3 separate regions of the Homo sapiens genome follow, and regions 2 and 3 are each linked to region 1. Evidence: chromatin contacts called from ENCODE Hi-C or POLR2A ChIA-PET data. All regions are on one chromosome and are shown on one strand. The core of a region is the stretch at or near the end of the contact, and the rest is flanking DNA. Distances in the headings are between cores, read along the strand shown. Region 1 overlaps IL22RA2 (interleukin 22 receptor subunit alpha 2). Region 2 has its middle 30 kb from the start of LINC02539. Region 3 has its middle 36 kb from the start of WAKMAR2.

Region 1 (3,335 bases), core at 353-2,852:
TGGGCCATTGTCTGATCCTAAAGTTAGAGGCAGTCGAAATCTAGGAATAATGTCCTTTAGTAAGATTCTGGTTACTTCCCGAGCTTTCTTTGTCCTGGTGGGAAATGCCTCAACCCACCCTGAGAAAGTGCAGACAAACACTAGCATGCACCGGTAGCCTCCGGTTCGAGGCAGCTCAGTAAAGCCCACATGCAGGTTTTCACAGGGTGTAGCTCCAGTTTCTTGAATCCCTGGGGGCCATGTTGGCCCCTGCTGTGGATTGTTTGGGGCACAAGTTAAACATTACTCATAAATGGCTCGAGTGATGGCAGTTAGGCTCAGCAATAGAAATGCCATCCTACAAGAGTCTCTAATGCAGTTTTTCCCATATGTGTTCCTTGATGAAACTGTTTTATGAACCAGGGGCTATTGCTTCTGGGATAGCTGGCGAGCCTCCCATTTGAGAACTTCCACCAACTTCCTTTCTGGTAACTTCCACTTTCCTGCTCAAACCAAGCCTTTTCATTAGAGGAGTAGTTAGGGGGTTCTGTAAGAGGAAGCTCCAATAAGGGCATGGTAAGGGTTTCCTCTTCCTTCTTAGTTATCGCTGTCATTGCAGCTCTTTTGGCTTCTCTTTCTGCCTTTCTGTTTTCTCTGGCCTTGTCATGTCCTCCTGTTTGATGCCCTTTGCAATGGATGACTGCTACTTCTTTTGGAGCCCATACAGCTTCTAAGAGCTGCTCTATTTCCTTTTTATTTTTGATTTCCTTTCCTTCAGTAGTTAACAATCCTCTTTCCTTATATATGGCTCCATGGGCATGCAAAGTGGCAAAGGCATACCTTGAGTCAGTATAGATGTTTACCGACTTTCTTTGGCCAAAAGCAACACCCTAGTGACAGCTATTATCTCAGCTCTTTGGGCTAAAGTTCCGGCCGGCAGAGGGCAGGTTTCAGCTGCTGAATTCAGTGTTACCACTGCATATCCAGCCCAACTGATAAACCTTTAGATATGAAGCTGCTTCCATCAGCAAAGTATTTAACATGTGGGTCTTTTAAGGGCTAGTCCTTTAAGTCTTTTCAGCTTGAGAAAACTTCATCCACAGTTTCCACACAACAGTGATACCCTGGGCCACACAATGGGGGCTTTCCATGCTCCGCCCATTCTATCAGCAGCAGTGTGGCCGGATTTAGAGTATTCATAGTCTCCAAGGTTAGGTAGGGGATTTCACACAAAAGCCCTTGATATCTTAACATTCTAGGGTTAGAAAGCCAGCAATGTCCCCTCTGCTCCATCAGAGTGACAACCGTGTGGGGCACCCAAATTATTACCATTCCTCTGTTGTTGGGACAGTAAGGGTCTTTATCATGGCTTTTCTTTGACCTAGATTTAGAGTCATGTGCCCTTCTGGTATAAAGGAGATTTGTGCTTGCAATTTCTGGAGGAAATCTCTTCCTAACAAGGGCACCGGAAAATTTGGCATTCATTCTTCTAGTGTCCCATCTGCTTGCATCTCACACATTGATCTCCCTTAAGCCTAAGTTGGCCCTCTTGTCCTGGCTTAGCTTCCTGGTTTTACCTAGTTTGTCCTCTATCATGACCGCAACCACGACCACATCCTCTCACAAAACCAGTTTCTCTTCCAACTAAGGCCACCGCCAGCAAGTCTGCCTTTTCCTTAGCTCTGCATCTAGCTTTTCTCTTGGCCTCCTCCTTCTGATTTACAAACACCTTAGTAGCCACCTGGATAAGCTGGGTAATATTCACACCTTCAAACCCTTCTAACTTCCGATGTCTTCTTGCACCTGGCTTACAAATGCCACATTAACCATACACTGATTACCCGCAGCCTCTGGGTCAAGTGGCATGTAAAGCTGGTAAGCCTCGCACAGCCTCTCATAAAATTCACCGGGACTTTTATCTGGCTTCTGGCGAACCTCTGAGACCTTTCCGATATTGGTGGCCTTTTTCTCTCCAGCGTTTATTCCATTTAGGAGTGCCTCTCAATACTGCTGCAAACTTGTAGCCCTTGAGCCTGGTTAGGGTCCCAGCCTGGGTCAGCCTCTATCAGGAGTGCTTGTTGTGTATACTGCCTGATATCTCCTGTGCTTGAAGATGCATTTTTCTCCAGCCACTGGAGAGCAGCTTGTATAACTCTACGGTGCTCTTCCATATTAAATAATGACAGAAAAAAATGTTTACAATCAACCCAGGTAGGATTGTGAGTTAGGAAAATGGACTGCATTAGATCTATAAGAGCCTGAGGCTTCTCTCTATAGGAGGGAGTATGTTGTCTCCAATTTAAGAGATCAGTAGTAGAGAAGGGCTGATAAAAGAAGAGCTGTTCTCCCCCTTGGACTTCATTCTGTGCATTCAAATAAATTTGTCCCCATGTTTCTCAGAGTGGCATCTGCATTGCTTGGGCACGGACCGACCTAAGGCGGCCGACCTCATCACCCTGGAGTTCCTCCCTTGGCTTTTCAGTCAAGGGCTCTGGCTCCTCTCTGCGTGGTGTTGCCTGAGGGGTGCTTCCTTCTGAGTCTGAGTCTCCGGAGGCAGCCGGGGCAGCCTTCTGTCTAAGCTTTGCCAGAGGTGGATAAATTGGTGCATAGTGGGGTGGAATTTCTAACTCTTCAGGCGGGGCCTGTAGGACAGGTTTTTACTGCTTTTCCTGTGACTTTTCTTTTTCTGATGCCTTGCAGTTTCTTTCTATTGTTCCTGGTTTTGTCTTGGCCGTTAGAGTCTTACAGTAGATCTCAAAGTAGGCCTGCAGCCACTTAGGGAGGGTCTGAATTATACTTAGCCAGGAGTCAATATACGGAAACTGATCCAGGTGCCCGGGCTGTTCTCCAAGCCTGGTGACCACCCGAAACACTCGGCCAATTATCTCCCTGTCTATTGTCCCCTTGGCTGGCCACCCTACATTAAAAGATGGCTATTTTATCTCAAAAAAGTTCTCAGTTTCTGTGAAGTTAGCTTAACCCCATAGTCACCATTAAAACTTTTTTTAAAGTTTTTCAGCACGCACTCCAGTGGAATAGGCTTTGACGCTTTTCCTCCTGTTTCCTCCCTTGTGATGCACTTTCACTCTCACTTTCACTCTTGGATCCACCAGACTGGGTCCTATTACAGGAGGTTCGGACACTGCTTAGCCAGGAGCATGCCTTAATTCCTGTCACAGCTAGCTGCAGCTGTGGAGCTGGTCCTCTGGGCCGTATGCAGTGTCCTAGGTCTGGTTTTTCCCACACTCGCCTGGGAGCACACAGTCCACGCTAAGAGATCTGTGCCTCCCCACATCAACCCCGCCTTGGTCTCTCCCGAGACCATCTCTTTTACACACTTTCACACACCTCCCCCA
Region 2 (3,741 bases), core at 681-3,180, 540 kb before region 1:
CCTTCCTTCCTCTTCCTGTGTGTATACGTATGACCCACTTGATCTTTCTAACCTGTCTCTCATGCTGCTAACTGATCTTCCTATACTTAAACATGAGTTTCACTTATTTCAGTTGATTTCTTCTTTAGCAGAATTGAATATTCTCAAACAATACTACCAATGCATATTATGGCCTTCTGCCATCTCACATTTTCTACTTACTTTATTATCTACCTAACTAAAGTGCCATGAACACAAGAATTTTCATTTGTTTTCTTCACCAATGTACCTAGATGTGTACTTAAAAAATAATTATTGAAAAAAATGAAAGAAATTCTGAAAACCATGAGGCTTAAATCAAATAATATTTGAATTGTACTAGAACAGGAGAGAAAATGACTTGGAGCAGGATGAGAAGGTGAAATTGAAAGCCCATGCTATGGTCCCTGCCCTGCTGATGTCAATCTCTTCCCAGGCCCATGGGTGTGGGAGTGCTTAGATGCTCATTCTGAAATTCTGGAGATCACCCATTCTTCTGGAATTGCTCACTTTTCTTTCTATGCTCTCCAAGTAGCTGTTCTTTGGCCCACTTGACTCACAGTCAAACTAGTTTCAATCTTGTACTCCTGAAACATTTGTTTAATGAATGAATATCCTGTTACAGGTTGCCCCAGGACTTCAGAGCCCTGATGAGGACTGATACTTAAATGACATCAGATATTAACCCCAATGAGTTTGTGCTTCCTTCAATCTGCAGGGCTTCATTCAACCTGAAGTTGCCCCCTGGAGGGCCCTGAGCACATCCAGGCCTAAGCCTTCGCGTTAGTCTGCTCAGGCTGCTGTAACAAAAGATCGTAGCCTGGGTGGCTTAAACAACAGAAATCTATTTCTCACAGTTCTGGAGGCTGGGAAGTCAAAAATCAAGGTGCTGGCTAATTCGGTTCCCTGGTGAAGGCTGTCTTTCTGGCTTGCACACATTTGTCGTCTTGCAACATGGTCACATGCCTTTCTTTGGTGCACGTTCACACAGAGAGAGAGAGAAAGAGAGGGAGAGAGAGAGAGACCTCTTCCTTCCATAATAAGGTCATAAGGCCACCAGTCATACAGGATTAGGGCCCCACCCTTATGCCCTCGTTTAACCTTAACTACCTCCTAAAGACCTGTCTCCAAATATAGTCACATTGGGAGCTAGGACTTCAATATATGAATTTTGAAGGGATAAAATTCAGTCCATAGAAGACCTAATTTCTTCTTCCCGCACAATGTCACTTTCCTTTTTTAATGTTATTATTAACTTTTAAAAAATGTATACATCTCCTGTAAAATCCACATTTTAATCCTTTGTTATTCCTGGCTTGCTTCACTCATTGATTCTACCTACCCAGCCCCTTTAGACATTAAAGTTTTTATCCGATGCCCATTGATTTAACCAGGGACTATATTTTCCAAACTGAAACTCAGGACATACAACATTATCACTATGAATATGCTTATGGAAGAGTAGAACAAAAAGCCAGAAATTGGGATTGTCTTGGAATAGTATGGATATGCAGAAAATGATGATAAATAACCGAATTCTCCATATTTGTATGACAGTGATTGAGAAGAGTATTAATGTAGCTTGATGCTTGGTGCCACTCAAACCCACCAAAAGTTCTATTTGCCCATTTAGATGTTTTGATGGTGAGGAGCTTGTTGGTGTTGGGCTGTGGAAGATACAAAGGTTGAAGACAGATGCTGTTCTCCATGATAGAGCTTTGCAAGTTTTCTTTGGCCCATGATGTAAAGCAAGAAATTTTACTTTACAACCCTGCAGACTGTGATGCATTCTGATCTGTTCTATTCTATTCTATTCTTTCTACAATGGGTGTTATAGCCTACATAATTGGTTTTCAAAACATGACTCTATTGCTATGTGCATTGGAAAAAACACAGTTCTTGTGGGCTGGGTCCAATAGGTTTTGGTTTCCTTTCTGTTAAAAAATATTTTGATTAGCATGAAGGTCTTTTTGTTTGTTTATTTTTGTGTTTTAATACATGTAGGTACTAGACTAGTATCTAGAAATAATTTCATGCTCTTAGAAACGTATCTGCTGGAACTTTTCTATTCACAGATCAGAGATTTTTGGAACTGGAAGGAACTGCAGGGGTCAAGTCAGAATACATGGCTCAGGAGTCTTTATGTTGAAGCTCCAGTGTTTGGATGCAGTGATCTTAAAAACGCAATTCACAAAAATTGTTCTCTTTGTTTTTTGACTCTTCTAACAGAACTCATCTTCAATTTAGTTTGCTAATTGCCTGTGTGCCATGATCTTGTTCTCCTTTGCAGAGCTCACAGGATGGGTTTTTGTTTTGTTTTGTTTTGTTTTGTTTTTAGTTTCCTTGCTGTTTTTCCAGGTCACAGCACCGCAGTCGATTGGTGATTGTGGTTTGAGGTCACCTACAGAAGGCGGGGCGGGGAACCCAAAGATTTTATTGCACACCTCAAATTGCTCTCTGATGACACCAAGAGCGTCAAAGTCCTGAGGCCGAGTTGTCAGTGAACATTCGCCAGGAAAAGCAGGGGTGAAGCTGCTTATGGGCGAAGATGAATCCCGTGCTGCCATCTATTGGTAATGTCATGAAACAGCAATTTTTAATACCACCTGATTTTTAAAAAATTTGTTTTGGGGGGAACTATAGTTCACTGTTACCTGTTCTCCAAATTTATATTTCCCAAGAAGTCTTGATTTCAAGTGAAGGAATCTGTGGATGGGAATGACCCATCTTTAACCCTAATGAACTTTGTCTGTAAAGTGAACCAAGGGGACAGGGGAATTCCCACACCGTCTCATTACTGCCCAAGCCGACACACTTCCCTTTGAGGATGGTTTGAGGGAAGGAGGGACTGTCTGCTTGTCAGAGGGATTTCAAAGAACACACTGTTCTCATCCTTCAGATCTTGCCGATTGCTTCATGGGCTGCCCGAGATTACCATATGTTTTTTGCAAAGGGTGACTTCAAAACAAAACAGAATAGACCCTCTCTGTTTTGAAGCCTGTTGATTCTAAATGCTACACCATTGCAAATAGTTCTCTGGGTTTATTTATTAGCAAGGGAAGCCAGACATCAAGGACCAACCACTTCCATTTTAAAAAGATCCCTGTTCATTAAAAATAAAAATAAAGTAGCCTGGAGTGCAGCGGGGTGATCATGACTCATTGCAGCCTTGACTTCCTGGGTTCAAGTGATCCTCCCGCCTCAGCCTCCACTCCCGGTTAGTTTTTTGTATTTTTTGTAGAAACAAAGTCTCGCTTTTTTGCCCAGGCTGGCCTCGAACTCCTGGACTCAAGCGATCCTCCTGCCGCAGCCTCCCAAAGTGTTGGGATTACAGGCGTGAGCCACTGCACCCAGCCTACTATCTTTATCTTATAGAAAGAAAAGAAAGGAGGAAACTGAGGCTTGGAGACAATGGTTTCACCCAAATATCAGTGGTGTGGAGGCAGAAAAACCTATTGTCGACAAGAGGAGTTGATGGCAGTTTTTTGGCAAGGCCTAGTAAAAGTACCCCTGGAGACTTCACATGTTCCATTAGAAGAAATAGAGCTGTCACCCACATCAAGATTCAGAACACTGGTGATTACTAGGACCCGTTTGGGGGGAAAAGTTTGCCACTTCGGCTGAGTTGGTCCAGTATTACATGGAACATCACAGGCAATTAAAAGAGAAGAATGGAGATGTTGTTGAGCTTAAATATCCTCTGAACTGTGCGGATCCTGCCTC
Region 3 (3,698 bases), core at 477-2,976, 740 kb before region 1:
TGTCTCTGGATTGGGGAAGATGAATAGATTGGGAGAAAGGTACACAAGGCTTCAAAGGTGTTGCTAATGTCTGATTTCTTAAGCTCAGTGGTGGGTATGCAAGTATCCATTTTATTATTATTCTTAGGCCTTATACTTAGGTTATAAATATGCTTTTTGTATTATTTATTTACAGTTTTTCGTTACTGAACAGAAACATTCAAAATGAGGGAAAACTTTATTAGAACCAGTTTGAGCAGTCTACACATTTCTCTTAGAGACACCATAGGATGGGTTTTTGAGATAGAGAGTTAGGATTTTTAAACATGACTGTGCACATTTCTGAGACCCAGTTTTCTTGTTTGTCAAATGGGGATAATACTTAACACATAATGTATTGTTAGGATGAAATTTGATCATATATATTTTTATAAACCCTAGCTTATGGACTGTCATATATTAAGTATGTAATATATACAGGTCATTGTTATTATTATTAAAATATAATATTACAGTAGTGAAGAGTTCTTTAAAAATAAACAGAAATAGAAATTACAGTTGGTCTTTTGAAATGAAACATACTGAGGTTATATTAAATGAATGCTGCATTATTTATAATATTGCTCTCGAATGTGAGGAGTATGTATGTGAGGAGTATGTTTTATTCGAAGGACTAAAAATAACTGCTGTACATCATCTAAACTTTCTCACATTTTGCATGGGACATTTACACATAATGTGTATTTTGTCCATCACATCAGGCTTGATTACTAACAATTACTACGGGTCTTCAGAGAACCGGCATTGAAGATCATTCCTATTAATGTTCACCTCCCATCAAAAGAAGATTAAGGAGAAAAGTAAGATAAAGTTCAAAGAGGAGATTTAAGGTGACAGGTCTGAGCAGACATGGCCAAGAAGTGACACTTCAAATTACCCAAGGACCTAGAGACAGGCAGAGACCTTTGAAGGTCAGGGTTTTATATGGGCTCACCATCTGGATGACTTCATTTAATGAAATTGTATCAAAGCGAGCGGGTTTTACAACCCCAGAGAGGTGGGCTTGGGGTAGCTTCCACTGAAAAGTCAAATTACTTCACAGAAAAACAAAACAAAACCAAAGGTTATGTTGCTAAAACTTTTGAACCAAAAGGAGAAGACAGAATTTCCTCCAATCACAAGGAACCAAGAAAAATATCACATTTCCTGGCTGCCCACTCAATTTACCACCCCCCGCCCAGTCCCCTTTAGTAACAGAGAAAGAAATCACAGTAGTGAATTAATAAAGCAGTGAGCCAGACTTTCCTTCCTCGTGTGATTCAGCCCCGCAGTTGGGGTGGCGGGGGGGCGGGTAGGGAGCGAGTTCTTTAACACTGAGCGCTCTGGACTGGCTTTCAATATTAGACATCCGGAGTTTTTGAAAATTAACACTGGAACAAAAGTGACTATCATACTCCATGTCCCCTTCACCCGCCCTCAGTCACAACTTTATTTTAAGGTTTCTTTGAGGCTGATTAAAAAAAAAAAAAAAAAACAACCTAATGGGAAACACTATCTAGAAATGGAGAAATCAAACCAATACTAAAGCATGTTGTAGCAATTGCCACCACCTATGATTGATTTTATTATAGGAAAAATGTGTTTTACCATAAATGACACTCCTTAAACTCGGTAACCAGCCTCCTTCCTCTCTCTTTCCAGCATATCTAGTTAATCATACATGACTGCAGCAAGGTGATGCAATAGTTTCAATGTAACTGCCTTATCTAGGCATGCAATGAGAAGACCTGTGTGGTTGAGGAGATGCAGACACTCACAGCGTGGCCCCTTGGGCATAAGAATAGTGGTGAGAGTTTTTCCACTGAGTCTTGCAGGGGTATTTGTGGCACCTGTACCTTCTGGAAGGTGCCCCCAAAACCCGGAGATCAGATAGGACTCCAGGGCACTGTGCTGACTTTCTTGCCCTGTGCTTACATTTCTGAGACAAGGATCTAAGAATAAATTCAATTTCCAGTCCCCTCACTTGCTTTGTGAGTTTTCAAAACCCGAAAAGGCCTACCTAAAACAGCATGCACATCCAGAGGTACTCCTGTTAACCGCTAGTGGCATTGACGACTATGAGATGCCCCATTGGCAAGGAGATGCCCCCTCGTTTTTGAGTCCCCCACTGACATTCTCAGGATGATGTCTGTTGGAGACACACTTCTAGCAGGTAAAATTCACACTAACAGGCAGGGTGAACTCTTCCAGACCACCAGAGAAAAAGCAACACTTCATGCTAAAACTTGGACAATACAAGTGTAAAAATACTACCTGGGGCCAGGTGCGGTGGCTCATGCCAACAATTTGGGAGGCCGAGGCGGGCCAATTTCTTGAACTCAGGAGTTCAAGACCAGCCTGGGCTACATGGTGAAAATATCGATAGATAGATAGATGATAGATAGATAGATAAAAAAAAATTTTAAAGCCAACTACCGGGGGTGGTTGTCTCTCCCAGCTGAGAATGAAGGAATCCTCCAAGCACAACTCTCTGTGGAATTCACCATTATCATTCTCTAGCACATGATAGAGCATTCTAGAAAGTGCCCCAAAGCTGCTTTCTCACCCAGGAATAATGAGCCTCAGATGTGAGCTGGGGCTAAAAGGTACCTGGACAACTGCCCTCCTCTGAGGAGGAGAGGTTGGGCCTTGGTGCCCAGAGCAGTGGTGAGTAGTCATCTTATCTCCTTTTACTTCCTCTGTGAAGCCTCTGCACTGGATTTTGACATCACAGATCAATATGATCCTATCCACTATATGCAATTCACAGAAGAACTGTGTAAAATACTTGAATAGAGATTCTGACTTCTAGTTACAAGTTGTTCTCACTGTTAAAAAGGAAAATTGGCCTCGGTCGTTTCTTAACAATGCTACCATTTACTTCAAGAAGAAAATTGTGGGCTTTAACCTTTGCGCATTTGATTCTTCCGCACGGCCTTCCAAGGAACTAGGGTAAATGGACAAATAGTTCTTATAATTTAATACCGCTGTTTAAAAATAGATACTGTACTGAATTTTTTGCTAATTATATTAATAACTTCAAAGCCTTTTATGGAGGATGCTTGCTGGAAACAGAAGGTATTTTTATTTCACTGAAAAACGTGATGAGATTTGGGTTTAGGATTTTGGAGGGAGGACCTGGAGTGTAGTGTAGTTGTTCAACGCATTTGTCAATATGTTCTTTTAGGATATCATATTTGGTCTTGTTTAAGGAATTCTTTTCTATTCTCAAGTCAGAAAACTATTTACCCATATATATTCCTCTCATAAAGTTTTGTTTTTGACATATAAATTCCTTACTCTGTCTGTAATTGATTTTTAAGCAGACTAGGAGCTAGGAATCCAAATTCAATTTTATCTATATTTATAATCAGTTTTCCAACTGTACTTTTTAAAGATTCCTTCCTTTCTCTACTGCTCAACTATGTCACCCCCATCATGTGACAAATTTCCATGTATAAATGTGTCATATGAAGTGATAGTCTCACTGGTGAGCAAGGAAATCCAAGTCAAGACTGTTGAGATGTCATCTACACCCTGTTAACTGGCCTCTCCATTCTATTCCACTGAAAATTTGTCTGTTCTTATGCCAGTACGAAACTATTATTTATGATAAATTGTTCTTGTAGGATGAAGACAGCTAGCTCTTAGTGTATTATCTTTCTAAACACAGTTAGACT

The links. A loop is a pair of places that touch in the nucleus more often than their neighbours do. ChIA-PET counts read pairs that join two places held with the same protein, here RNA polymerase II (POLR2A). Pooled maps may share reads with other maps.
Region 2: a pooled map shows a loop between it and region 1 (2.3-fold over the local background). The contact joins two enhancer-like sites. A Hi-C loop is called at or near these places in 3 of 50 pooled maps.
Region 3: a pooled map shows a loop between it and region 1 (3-fold over the local background). The contact joins two enhancer-like sites. A Hi-C loop is called at or near these places in 1 of 37 single-sample maps with no recorded cell type and 2 of 50 pooled maps. POLR2A ChIA-PET finds 5 or more read pairs at or near these places in 1 of 52 experiments (activated T-cell).

Annotation. Positions count from the first base shown.
Region 1 is chr6:137,163,803-137,167,137 of GRCh38, reverse strand. The region is part of intron 1 of IL22RA2 (interleukin 22 receptor subunit alpha 2); the gene reads left to right. Among named protein-coding and RNA genes, the nearest start is that of IL22RA2, 8.2 kb to the left of the region's middle. Within about 2 kb of position 1,602, at least 5 of the 41 ENCODE cell types and tissues checked have a DNase peak (open chromatin) inside an H3K27ac peak, as active enhancers do.
Region 2 is chr6:137,706,885-137,710,625 of GRCh38, reverse strand. It overlaps the pseudogene PTPN11P3. Among named protein-coding and RNA genes, the nearest start is that of LINC02539, 30 kb to the left of the region's middle. RefSeq lists a silencer at 2,834-2,883. Within about 2 kb of position 1,930, at least 15 of the 41 ENCODE cell types and tissues checked have a DNase peak (open chromatin) inside an H3K27ac peak, as active enhancers do.
Region 3 is chr6:137,902,724-137,906,421 of GRCh38, reverse strand. No RefSeq gene overlaps it. Among named protein-coding and RNA genes, the nearest start is that of WAKMAR2, 36 kb to the right of the region's middle. RefSeq lists enhancers at 993-1,082, 1,263-1,312. Within about 2 kb of position 1,726, at least 4 of the 41 ENCODE cell types and tissues checked have a DNase peak (open chromatin) inside an H3K27ac peak, as active enhancers do.